Regions from separate parts of the Homo sapiens genome. Here region 1 is linked to region 2. A link is a contact called in ENCODE Hi-C data. All regions are on one chromosome and are shown on one strand. The core of a region is the stretch at or near the end of the contact, and the rest is flanking DNA. Distances in the headings are between cores, read along the strand shown.

Region 1 (6,404 bases), core at 158-2,657, 750 kb before region 2:
TATCCTCAGAAAGTACTGAAACCCAGGACCAAGGAAAAAACTGAAGAGTGACTAAGGACACATTACCTTATAAAGTTTCCAAAGGGAAACCTTGACCCAAAAATATTCTGATAAGATCTCTGTACCTAGGGAAGATTTAAAAAAAAAAAAAAAGGCACAGAGATTTTTTACAATACAGCATCAGGGGATGAGTCTTTGGTTTCTTCTCATGGGAAATATTTACAAACAGATAACAAATCTTTTTTAAAATGCCATCCATGCTTTGTCAAAAAATGATTAATTAAAATACAGTATTTCAAATGTACACTAAAGGACAAATAGTTGATAATGTGAATTAGGAAGGGGAAGTTGGCATTTGGGAATGTCAGAAGGAACTGGAAATTTAGTATTTTACTGCAAGCCAGAGTTAGGCTGAAGGAATGGGAAATGGGGAGGGGGAGGAGTCTTGAGACCCTGCTTGGGACACATGTGAAAAATGAAGGGGAAGATCTGTCCCCTGTGGAGTGTGAAAATAATTAAGTGGCAGGCAATTAGACTGAGGTCGCTCCAGTCCCAGGGTTTCTGGTTTTAAAAAAATCTAACTCAAATGCATTTTTTTGTAAATTACTACCTTGTGAAAAATAAAATTCATGTTTAACCAACTGTAAACTGCCAATTAACCTCTGATTACATGACCAGGAAATTTCCTCCTTCATTGTACAAATTAAGAAACTACATAACTCTACTAACCAATTACTGAATTTGGTTTTATCATACACCTTATACAAGTGTTTCCTTCAAACCCCTCCCACGGACCACTACTGCAAACCACAGCTGGGTGCTCCACAATTCTTGAATCACTGTTTGATTAAATTAATTTTTTTGCGGTGACTTTCATAAATTTTAATAGGGGAAAAGAGGGACAGGGAAGCCCGCGGAGGAAACCTCTTCCCATTCATGAACCCAGCACCCCGAGTCAGGATTCTCCCCTGACGACCCTCCCGTCGTCTCTGCACAATCGCTGCGGGTGCAGAGCTGCTCAGAGAGGGCTCCAGGCCAGGGCACAGTCACTGCGCAGGGAGGAGACAGGACGCCTGGTTCCGGCTGTCAGCCCAGCTGCCATGCTATGGCTTAAGGGGACTGAGGGCCGAGCTGTGCCAAGAACTCGGGGCCGCGGATTTTGCAGCCGACTGCGGGAAGACCCGAGTACTGCCACAGCCACTTCCGACCGGTTCCAACCAGCTCCCTCCCCCTCTCTCGGGATGTCGGACCCAGCACTCTCACCATTTCTAGGCTTCCGGGGGATCCTGGCGTCTTAGCTGTGAATCTCCCAATAACCAGATCACAGCGCCACAGAGGCTGGGCCTCTAGGAGTAAGAGGACGCAGAAAAGTGAAGGCCAGACCTGCAGCACCCGCTGCAGCGAGACAAAGACCCCGCCGCCTCCCGGAAGACGTCATGTCCGCTCCAGCTGGGTGCCTGATTGGACCGTTCCCAGCCCGGCGTCCCTGATTGGATAACGTTTAACAACCCGCCCCCTCAGGCCCTGAGTGACAGATGTGCTCAGGTGCTGGGCTGAAGGAAGACAGAGTTAAACCTAAGCAGCAGCCTTTTCCAGAAGGGCTTCCTCCCTGAGCTGAGTCAGGCCCACCCCAGAGGGCATTTGCATTTAACCTTGTGTATAAGGTCGTATGCATTTATAAATAACATATAGCTATTCACATCTGAATATAACAATTATTTTTAAATTCCAGATTTTATAACCGTACTGGCTTCTGGTCCTTTGAGCAGGCAGCCTGAGATTTTTTTCTTTTTTTTTTTTGAGACAGAGTCTCACTCTCACCCAGGCTCAAGCACAGTGGCACGATTTCGGCTCACCCCAAACTCCGCATCTCGGGCTCAAGTGATTCTCCTGCCTTAGCCTCCTGAGTAATTGGGATTACAGGCACCCGCCTCCACGCCCGGCTACTTTTTGTATATTTAATAGAGACAGAATTTTGCCATGTTGGTCAGGCTGATCTCGAACTCCTGACCTCAGGTGATCCACCTGCCTCGGCCTCCCAAAGTGCTGGGATTACAGAGCACATGTGAATTCCAAATTTTCTAGTAGTCAAACTTTAAGAATAAACAGGTGGAATTCACTCTAATTGAGATGGTTAGTCATTTAGGCTGGGCTCAGTGAGACCATTCTTGTGACCTCAGCTGAGTTCCTTCAGACATGTATCATCAGCTGCTTGTTGACTAGGCAGCTGTGCTTCTGGGGGTGAGCTTCTGCTTCTGAGGCTGTCAACAGAGGCAACTTGCTTCTCCTCCCCATACTATTTTATCTTCCATCTGGCTAACATGGGCTTTTTTCGCGGAGATAGTAGCCTTCTGAAAGAAAAACAGAAGCATGCAAAACCATTTGAGCCTACGCCTCAAACTAGCACACTGCACTGTTCACAGGTTTTTACTGCCCTGAGCAAATAAGGCCAGCCAGATCTAGGGTTTGGAAAACAGAACTGGATCTCAATGGAAACAGCTGTAAATGCACCTGGCAATGGGCATGGATAGCGGAGGGATGAAAAATTGCTAACATTTTTGCAATCAGTATCATTCTGCCTTTTTTTGCATATGTGGTTTATATAACTCTTCCACATCAAAAAAAAAAAAATTTGTGCAAAGACCCACAGCTATTAAGTGGCTGGGCTGGGACTCAGAATTAACTCCATTTGACCCTTGAAATCCTGGAGAGTGACACTTCTAAAATAGAAGCCAGATTTCTTTTAGATTTGTGCCCATATAGCACTGTTTATTATTATTGCTAGAAATAATCTTAAGAAATTGAAGAAGCACACGGTAGCTCACATCTATAATCCTAGCACTTTGGCAAGCTGAGATGGGAGAATCACTTGCGCTCAGGAGTTCAAGTGCAGCCTGAATAACATAGTTAAGATCCTATGTGCATGAAAATTTTTTTTTTTTTAATTAGCCAGTCATGGCCGGGCGCGGTGGCTCATGCCTGTAATCCCAGCACTTTGGGAGGCCGAGGAGGGCAGATCACGAGGTCAGGAGATCGAGACCATCCTGGCTAACACGGTGAAACCCCGTCTCTACTAAAAATACAGTCCCAGCTGCTCGGGAGGCTGAGGCAGGAGAATGGCATGAACCCACGAGATGGGGCTTGCAGTGAGCCAAGATCCCACCACTGCACTCCAGCCTGGGTGACAGAGCGAGACTCCGTCTCAAAAAAAATAAAAAATAAAAATAAATAAAAATAAAAATTAGCCAGCATGAGGCAATCCTGTAGTCCCAGCTACTCAGGTGGCAGAGGCAAGAGGATTACTTGAGCCTGGAAGGTCGAGGCTGCAGTGAGCCATGATTGGTTACGACACTGCACTTCAGCCTGGGTGGTGAGAGTGTGATCCTTTCTCCAAAAAAAAAAAAAGAAAAGAAAAGAAACAGAAAAGAAAAAAGTTGCAGGAGCATTTCAAAAGGACATAGCATATGTGGAAAAAGATAGATGAGGGATGAGTTGAGAAAATCAAAGCCCAGCAACACATTACTTATTTTTTATCATAGATAAAATCTGTAAACATCTAAAAAAAAAAACAAAACCTTCAGAGAAATTGAATGTAACAGAGTCTAAATGAACAAAGAATGATTTGCAAATCAGGCAGCCTGTGGGCCCAGAATAGGCTCAGAGAGACTCCAGCACAGCAACATGGTAAAAAAATTGATCAACAGAAAAAGCAAAGTGGCATACAGAAAATGAAATTGAGGTACAGAAACAGCCAAATTGATTACAGCTTGGGATTTGCCTTATTTGAACATGGTTTGAAGAGTTGATGTCCTTTTATTGGCAAAATCACAGTGGCTGGTACAGGAATGGGTTATAATCTACTTACATATCCAGTTAGGTTTCAGTTTAGTATGTACCAAAAAAAAAAAAAAAAGAAAAACAAACAAACAAAAAACCTACTGACCAAAATTAAACATGAAAACAGAGAGCTTCAGGCTATAATTTAACAATTTCTCCTTTTTGGTTATCTTCTCAATTTTGAGAGATAGACCAAGTTATCAGCTAAATAAATGGTCTCCTCATTTCAACCAAGCAGCCTGTTTCTTAAACCCCCGTAACTGAATCTCTGTAATACGTGTAATATATTTCTGTATAATCTCTATAATATATTTCTCCATGTGCAACTATGCATATTAGCAACTACACAGATACTTTTCTGTTTATGCAATAAGTAATCTCAAGAAATTCCATTATTTAGCACAACTTTAGTAAAAAAAGTCTATTGTGTAACCATAGCCTTTGCAGTAGAATCTGCTATAGAGACTATTATGAAGGATAAATGTCTAACCAATGCCTGATTTTTTTACCCTGAACCATGAAAAAAAAAAAAAAAAAAAGACCTAACAAATGATGCTTATTTAGAAGAGTAATGGCCAGGCAATGCTCTGAAACTTATTGTGAATGAGTTCTTTTTAACTTCTGAAGTAGGTTAAGAGCAGTGGACCTATATTCTGTGTTTCTGATATTATGAGGCAACAAATGTCCCATTAGAATTTCTCACCCACATTGACCCTTCATCTTGTACCTATCAAGGCATAAGTTTGTTCATATATAAAGTTGGCTGCAAAATTCTCTAGAGAATTAGATAATTAGTAGAGACGGGGTTTCACCATGTTGGCCAGGCTGGTTTCAAATGCCTGACCTCAAGTGATCCAACCGTCTCATCCTCCCAAAATGCTGGGATTACAAGCACGAGCCACTGTGCCCAACCTAATCCCAGCACTTTAAAAAGCCAAGAAACAAAGACTGTTTAAGCCTAGGAATACAAGTCCAGCCTGGGCAACATGGCAAAACCCTATGTTTACAAATAATACAAACATTAGCTGGGTATGGTGGCCCGCACTTGTAGTACCAGCTATTTAGGAGGCTGAGGAAGGCGAATTGCCTGAGCCCAAAAGGTCGAGGCTGCAGTGAGCCGTGATCAAGCCACTGTACTTCATTCTGGGTGACAGAGGGAGACCCTTTCTAAAAAAAATAAAATGCCAAAGCATATAAACTTAAACTTATGGAGTTTTCTGTGTTTCTTGTTTTTATCATTACTATTTCAATAGTTTTGGGGGTACAGGTGGTGTTTGGTTACATGAATAAGTTCTTTAGCAGTGGTGTGTGAGATTTTGGTGCACCCATCTACAGAGCAGTATACGCTGTACCCAATGTGTAGTCTTTTATCCCTCAACCCCACACCGCCCTTTCCCCCAAGTTTCTAGAGTCCATTATGTGACATAATTCTTATGCCTTTATATCCTCATAGTTTAGCTCTCACTAAAAAGTGACAACATGCCATGCTTGGTTTTCCATTTCTGGGTTACTTTACTTAGAATAATGATCTCCAACTTTATCCAGGTTGCTCTGAGTGCCATTATTTTGTTTTTTTGTTTGTTTGTTTTGAGACAGAGTCTTGCTTCGTCGCCCAGGCTGGAGTGCAATGGCGCGATCTTGGGTCACTGCAACCTCCGCCTCCCGGGTTCAAGTGATTCTCCTGCTTCAGCCTACTGAGTAGCTGGGATTAGAGGCACCTGCCACTACACCCAGCTAACTTTTGTATTTTTAGTAGAGACAGGGTTTCACCATGTTGAACAGGCTGGTCTTGAACTCCTGACCTCAGGTGATCCGCCCGCCTTGGCCTCCCAAAGTGCTGGGATTACAGGCCTGAGCCACCACACCCGGCCTGAGTTTCTTGCAGATTCTGAATATAAGTCCTTTGTTGGAAGCATGGTTTGTGAACCTTTCTTCTCACTCTGTGGGTTATCTGTTTACTGCTTGAATTATCTCTTTTGCTGTGCAGAAACTTTTCCGTGTAATTAAGTCACATTTATTTATCTTTTTTTGTCGCATTTGGTTTTGGGTACTTGGTCACAAACTTTTTGACTAAGCCAATGTGTAGAGGAGTTTTTTCTATATTATCTGCTAAAATTTTTATAATTTCAGGACTTAGACTTAAGTCTTTGATCCATCTTGTGTTGATTTTTTAAATCTTTTTTTGTTTGTTTGTTTGTCTGAGGCAGAGTCTCGCTCTTTTGCCCAGGCTGGAGTGAAGTGGAACAATCTCAGCTCACTGCAATCTTTGCCCCCCTGGTTCAAGCGATTCCCCTGCCTCAACCTCCCGAGTAGCTATGTAGCAGGATGAGCCGCAGACAAAACTCCTCAGACACTGGATTAAAGACGGAAGAGTTTTTTATCTGGCCGGGAGCGTCGGCAGACTCACGTCTTAAAAGCCGAGCTCCCCGAAAGAGAAATTCTTGGCCTTTTTAAAGGCTTGCAACTTTAAGGGGTCCACGTGAAAGGGTCGTGATACATCAAGCAAGCATGGGAAACGTGACTGGGGGCTACATGCATCAGCTAACAGAACAAAAAGCTTTACAATG
Region 2 (6,355 bases), core at 2,984-5,483:
TATGTCCTATTCCACATTAAAAATGTTTCCATTTAAAATCCTATGTTTCTAAAAATTATAAAATATATATTTCTAAATGTTTACTACATGACTAATAGTTAAAATTGCTTACTTCTCAGGCTTTCACTATATATTCAGATTACTAAAAATTAAAATTCTGGCTAAGATATAATAACTAAAACTATTGTTAAGGAGAGAAACAATTTTACATACAGAGTGTACAAGGAAAATAAGATGTGTTTCTTGGTGAAAAAAATTATTTTAGAAAGAGACAAGAGGATGTGGTTTTTCTTAAAGAGAAGGCAATCTTGCTGGGTTTAGAGGTTAAAGAATACATAAAATTGAAAGAATAAAAGATAAAGAAAATGAGGTAAATTCAATGGATATATAAAGTTGGAGAAAGAGAATAAAGAAAATTTTAAGGGGTTATAAAATGTTTCTAGAAATCTTATCTTGTATGGTCAGCTGACTGAGACTGAATACATCTGTTTATAAGGTTTTCTTAAAATTAGCTTTAATAATAATATAATAATACAAGAATAAAATTTGATTTTCTTTTTTAAACAAGATTTTTATGAAGAAAAAGATTTACTTCAAATTTGTTGGAAGGAACCATATTAGATTTTCTTGGCCAATACCTGTGCCACTAAATTGAAGACCAATATCTTTTAGAATATTTGGTCACCGCCCTCTCCATACATAGCTCTGCAAAAACCCAGCACTGGACAAATTCTCTCTAACTTTCTGCAGGCTTGGCCACCAATCTGTTTTAGATGAAGATTCTGTTTGAAAAAAATCTGCTAATTATCTGCCTGGCTTTCAAAGAACACCTTCATGCATTTTATTGGAAAAAATGCTTTTGCCTTGGTGAGGTGTCACTTCCCATGAACATATGATTTAAAATATTTTTATAAGCTTAGAAAGAATTACTGATAAAATTGTTGCATCCATTGCAGCTTAAAAACAAAAAAAGCTACTGATTTACTGGCTACAATTATACTAGACAATCATATTGCTTTAGGTTACGTATTACCTGAGCAAAGATATGTATGTATAGTGGCAAATACTTTTTTATTGTGTACACATAAATATTTCCTATGAAGTAGAAATTTTTCTAAAAAATAATGAGTTGCCCACTACCACAAATTCTCCACTCTGCACGAGACAGAAACTGATGTTTTCATGAATGTTTGTAATTTACGTGTTAATCTACCACACTTTCTTGTAAAAATGTATTTATTTTTCTGCAACCATCATGAGACAGACATTTCCTCTGTCTTTTCCCAGGTAGCATTCCCAAAGCTAAGCCCTGGGATTCTGTTTGAAATCATGCTAAAACAGAACAGACCTCAGAATCTTACTACATTCACTGTGCAATACATAAAAGGTAAATGAGAATTTTTAACCAATGGAATATAAACTATTTTTTTTCTGAAATCTACCTCTTTTCTCTTAGAAAACATTTGTGGTTTTTTTTAATCTTTCAAGCTCTAATGATAAAATCCATTTTACAATTAATGAAAAACTGAAGTTGAAATAACTGAACATATATATTCAAGGCAACAAACACGGGGTGAAGTAGTGCTGACTGGAACACAGATGTTTTAGACTCATGTGTCAATCACTTGAGAGATTCTCCCACCCCCATTCTGCTCACTAAAGTACTTGATCATCACTCTCCCAAAAGACACTGCACTTGCCCCCTGTGTGGCAGATGTGTATTTTGCTTTGCAAATTTATACACGCCCTCACTAGGGTGGGTCTTTCCTATACTTTGGGACAGTTATTCTCCTTCACAAGCCTGAGAGAAACCAGAGGGCAAGATGCATTTGTGCCTTTTTCCCTCAATACCAGCACCTGATTGGTTGAGCACCAATGTGTCTGCAGAAAGGAAAGCTAGGGTTGAGAGGGAAAAAAATCTTAATGTTAAAGCAGTTAGCTTTTTAGAGGAAGGGTGTATCAGGAAACTGCTCTCAGCACGAGGGCATCCAGCTGCTCCCCTGAGAGGCTCCACCCAATACCTCAGGCTCTTCTCTGAAAGGAGATGACCCAGGGGCTAATGTTTGCTAGACACTCCAAGAGACATGGTCCTTGTGGGTATCTTGGATCATCCCCAGAAAGCTGTAATACTTGGAACCAGGAAAATACAGGAGAGTGACTGAGGACACATCACCCTGCAAAGGATCCAAAGACATGCTGGGAAGGCGCGCGTGCCTAGAGAAGATGAGAGGAGATGCGCAGAGCGTCAGGTGATTACTCTCTGCTTTCCTGTTATGTGAAATGTTCACGAACAGACGAAATTAAAAAGAGCCACCTACTGCTCTCTTAAACAAAAATAAACAATTAAAATGCCACGTCCGTTTTGAAATTAAATAAAGGACTAATAGTTGATAATGTGATCTGGACAGGGATAGTCGGCATTGGGGAATGTGGGAAAGAAATTGGAAATGTAGAATTTTCTACAGTCCCTATAACAGTTAGGCTGGGAGAAGTTTTGGATTTGAGACCCTGCTTGCCAAACATTTGAAAATTGCAGACAAAACCAAGGACCCTGTAGAGCATTAAAATAACTAAATAGCTGGCAATTAGGCTGAAATGGCCATGATGCTCTGGGATTCTGCCTAAGGAAACCTAACTACGTCGAAAGAATTTCTTACAAATTACTAACTTTGAGAAAAAAAAAAAAAACACAAAACTTAGGCTTAACCAACCACAAGCTGCCAATAAAGCTCTAAGTACATAACCAGGACATTTCCACCGGATGGGTGCAAATGCAATACATAACTGTAACCAATCAAATACTGAATCTGGTTTGCTTCCTCATACCTCTTACAAAAGCCTTTTGTTCCAAGTCTCTCCTTTGAGCCCCCAAACCATAGTTGGATATTCTCTGATTCATAAATTGCTGTTTGTGCAAATAAACTGTTTGTATTAATCGGTTCTGGCATTACTATAAATGCCTCAGACTGGGTAATTTATAAGAAAGAGGATTAACTGGCTCATGGTTCCACAGGCTGTACAGAAAGCATAACACCAGCATCTGCTTCTGGGGGGGCCCCACCCAGGAAGCTTAAAATCCTGGTGCAAGGTGAAGCAGGAGCTTGAAAAGAAGGCAAGGGGGTTGCTATACACTTTTAAATAAGAACTTCAGGGAACTCAGTCACTATCGAGAGGTCAATACCAAGAGGAATGGTGCTAAACTATTCATGAGAAATTCACGCCCATAATCCAAACACTTTCCACCAGGCCCCACCTCCAACATGGGGTATTACATTTAAATAGGAGAGTTGGGCTGGAAAACACTTCGAAACTATATCCTAAAGATGCCTCAATTTAGGCTACGACAGTGGCTCATGCATGTAATCCCGGCACTTTAGGAGGCCCGAGGGGGGCGGATCACCTGAGCTCCGGAGTTCGAGACCAGGCTGAGCAACATTGCAAAAACCCGTCTCTACCAAACAAACAAAAAACAAAACCACAAAACCAGGCGAGGTGGCGGCGCATGTCTCCCTAGTCCTAGCTACTTGGGGAGCTGGGGTGGGAGGATCATCTGAGCCCAGGAGGTGGAGGCTGCAGTGAGCCGAAATCTTGCCACTGCACTTTAGCCTGGGCACAGAGTGAGACACTGTCTCCAAAATAAATAAATAAAATAAGCCACAATTTTTAAAAGGAGAAAGGAGGGACTGGGGACCCCAAGGCCCACTGCTTCTTCCACGGAGGAACTCCAGACCCTGAATGAGGATTCTCGTCTTATGACGTCCCCGCACAATCTGGAGGAGACTCGGGATTGCGACACAGAGCTGCCCAAAAAGTCTCTGGGCTGGAAAGAAATTCGCGTTTATGGACAAAACAAGACGCTCGGGTTTTGGCTGCAGGCTCAGCTCCTAATCTGCGACGGAGGGAAGTGAGGACTGAACTGTGCCCACGGGGACTCGGAGCTGCTGCAGAGCTGACCGCGAGGCCAAGATCCCACCGCAGCCAGTTCCGACCGGATTCAAACAGCCTCTTCCCCCTTCTCGGGACACCCACTCCGCGCACTCACCATTTCCCAGCCTCCGGATGTTCCGCCTTCTTCCCTATGGATCTCCCAGTACCTGCAGGTCACAGGATAACAGGGGCTATGGTGGAGTCACCGAGGAGCTAATGGAGCGGAAGAGATGGAATAGTACAGACGGGTACTGGACTCAGAGCCTAGAAGCTAGGAGACGAAGGCCTTGCCATATTGAAGAGCCCGCCTCTTCCTCTCTAGCTGCGCACCTGATTGGGCAGTTTTCACGCTAGCACCACTGATTGGCTGGGGTTCTCCGCCCCACACATTTAGACCCTGATCGACAGGAGATGTAATGAGACACTGGGCTGAATGAGGAAAGAGTGACAGGTTTTTGCCTGCAGCATGTTCAGGCAGCGATTTCTCCTTGTGTTGGGGGCCTGGCCCTGCCTGAGGGACATTTGTATTTAACGTTGTATATAAGATTATATCACTTTCTGATTATATTTACGTGTGTGTATATCAATTTCTGAATTATAGTTATGTGTATGCTGCAGGCCCTGTCTCAGCATCCTGTCTTTCCCTTTAGTTGCAGGAGATCAAAGTCCTCCAGGAGATGCAGCTGCACCAGCTGGCTGCAGACAATTATCACCTTCAGTCTGTGAAGCAATTTTGGGTCTGCTTCCAATTAATGGAGTGTCTCAGTGAGACTGAGAGGTGAGGGCCTAGCAGATTGGTTAGTGCCACTCACCCAGACCTCCCAAAACACCCTGTTTCTTTCCCACCAAAGCTGAGCCTGCCTGAGGACCTAAACAAGCATGGAGAACGAAGATGGGACCCTAGTCAGGGATAGTGCTGGGCTGTGGGGTAAAGTCAGCTGGGTCAGTGCCTCCAGGTGTGGGAAGGAGCCGGCCTCTTCTCTAGGGCCCTGGGCAAGTCACTGCCCTCTTTGGGCCTCTGTTTTCTTATCCAAAAAATGTAGGGATGATGAGACTGAGAGGGGCTAATGATGAGCTTCAAAGGAGAAAAGAACTTTGAGAGTGCTTGTGCCTGGCTCTTCCTGAGATGATGAGAACAATGGTGACAGCTACATATAACTGAGTCCTCACAAGGCCCAGTGAGGTAGGTGGTTCCCATCACACTTTCAAGTTGAGAAAACAGTCTCAGGGAGGCCTGGCTGCATGCCCAAGGTTCCACATACAGGGAGTGTTGGAGCAGGGAGTCAATCTAGAATCAGAACTTACTGGAGATGACAGGAGCATTGGACCAGCTTACTCACACCAGTTATCCAGGATACCAGGTCAGTGTAACTGGGCATAACTGGGTGAAGGGAGCATAGTATCACTGACCTTTTCTTTGACTCTGGCAGATGAAGACATCCACGTTGGCCACCCTGGAGACGAAACCACAGAGAGGCCAGATGAGGCTAAAGCAGCAAAAAGGCAGTGTCCCTGTGATGGGGAGGAGCTCCAGGGAGTCAGAGGGAAGAGCTCCTCCCTCACAGCCGGAGGCCTCCACATCAAAAGAGCAAGGGGCCTTTCTCCCGTAGCCCTTCCCTCCTGTGGCAACAGTCCCTGAAATGCCTCTATAAGACAAATCTGAGTAAAAGCCTGGAAGAGCTGGATTTGGGAAATAGTGGGGGCAGGGACCACATAACATTGTGACTTGTAAAAATCTCACCACAGAGTTAACATGGGAACATGGGGGTTCATGTTTTTGGAGGCCAGCTAGGAGGAGGGGAGAGAGTTGGGGAGAGGCAGCTGAGTGTCTTTGGCTTTTTCAAGTGGAAGATGTAGATAGGAGGGTCCAGGAGACAGGGGATTATGAGACTTCAGGGGACAGGCCTTGAATGGACACCCAAAATTGGATACTCATCCCCATCACCACCCGATGGCACAGGGTGTTGCCTCCATCCTGGGCACATTTTCCAGTTATCTGGTGATGGGAGACCCTGCCAGAAAGGATTATATGGATGGGAGTGAGCCTGGGATGGGCAGGGCTGGAACCAGGATCCTGAGGCTTGGGAAAAGAGAATCCAGGACTACACCCTTAGATCTCAGCACTTGGCAAACCTCCTCTCATGAGAGCCTCACGGCTGCCTCTGTGAGCTGAGGCATCAGGCCCCTCTTCCCTATGAATGTTGAAGATTCCACATCAGCCGTCAGTCCCTGTTCCCAGAGTGGTGAAGCTGCAGAGCTGCCTGCTTGCAAAGCTCAGTGAGGTTTGGCCTGAGCTGGACTCAGACTCTCCCTCAGGTGGTTCCAATGGAAGGAGAGTAAACTTAGACCTCTCTAAGGGCAGGCAGCTCATATAAGCCTGAGCACTTTTTTAATGGGAGCCTCCAGTTTTTCTGTCATCAGAGAGAGT

The links. Hi-C counts contacts between places; a loop is a spot of excess contacts on that map. Pooled maps may share reads with other maps.
Region 1: a pooled map of heart left ventricle shows a loop between it and region 2 (2.5-fold over the local background). The contact joins the promoter of ZNF138 here to the promoter of ZNF727 in region 2. A Hi-C loop is called at or near these places in 1 of 50 pooled maps.

The regions. Positions count from the first base shown.
Region 1 is chr7:64,789,431-64,795,834 of GRCh38, reverse strand. It overlaps ZNF138 (zinc finger protein 138), which reads right to left and starts at 1,407. Exons shown (of 4, transcript NM_001271639.2): 1 at 1,264-1,407. The coding sequence starts at 1,266. RefSeq lists enhancers at 807-1,367, 1,152-1,391, 1,632-1,681.
Region 2 is chr7:64,043,312-64,049,666 of GRCh38, reverse strand. ZNF727 (zinc finger protein 727) reads right to left here and starts at 4,233. Exons shown (of 4, transcript NM_001159522.3): 1 at 4,043-4,233. The coding sequence starts at 4,045.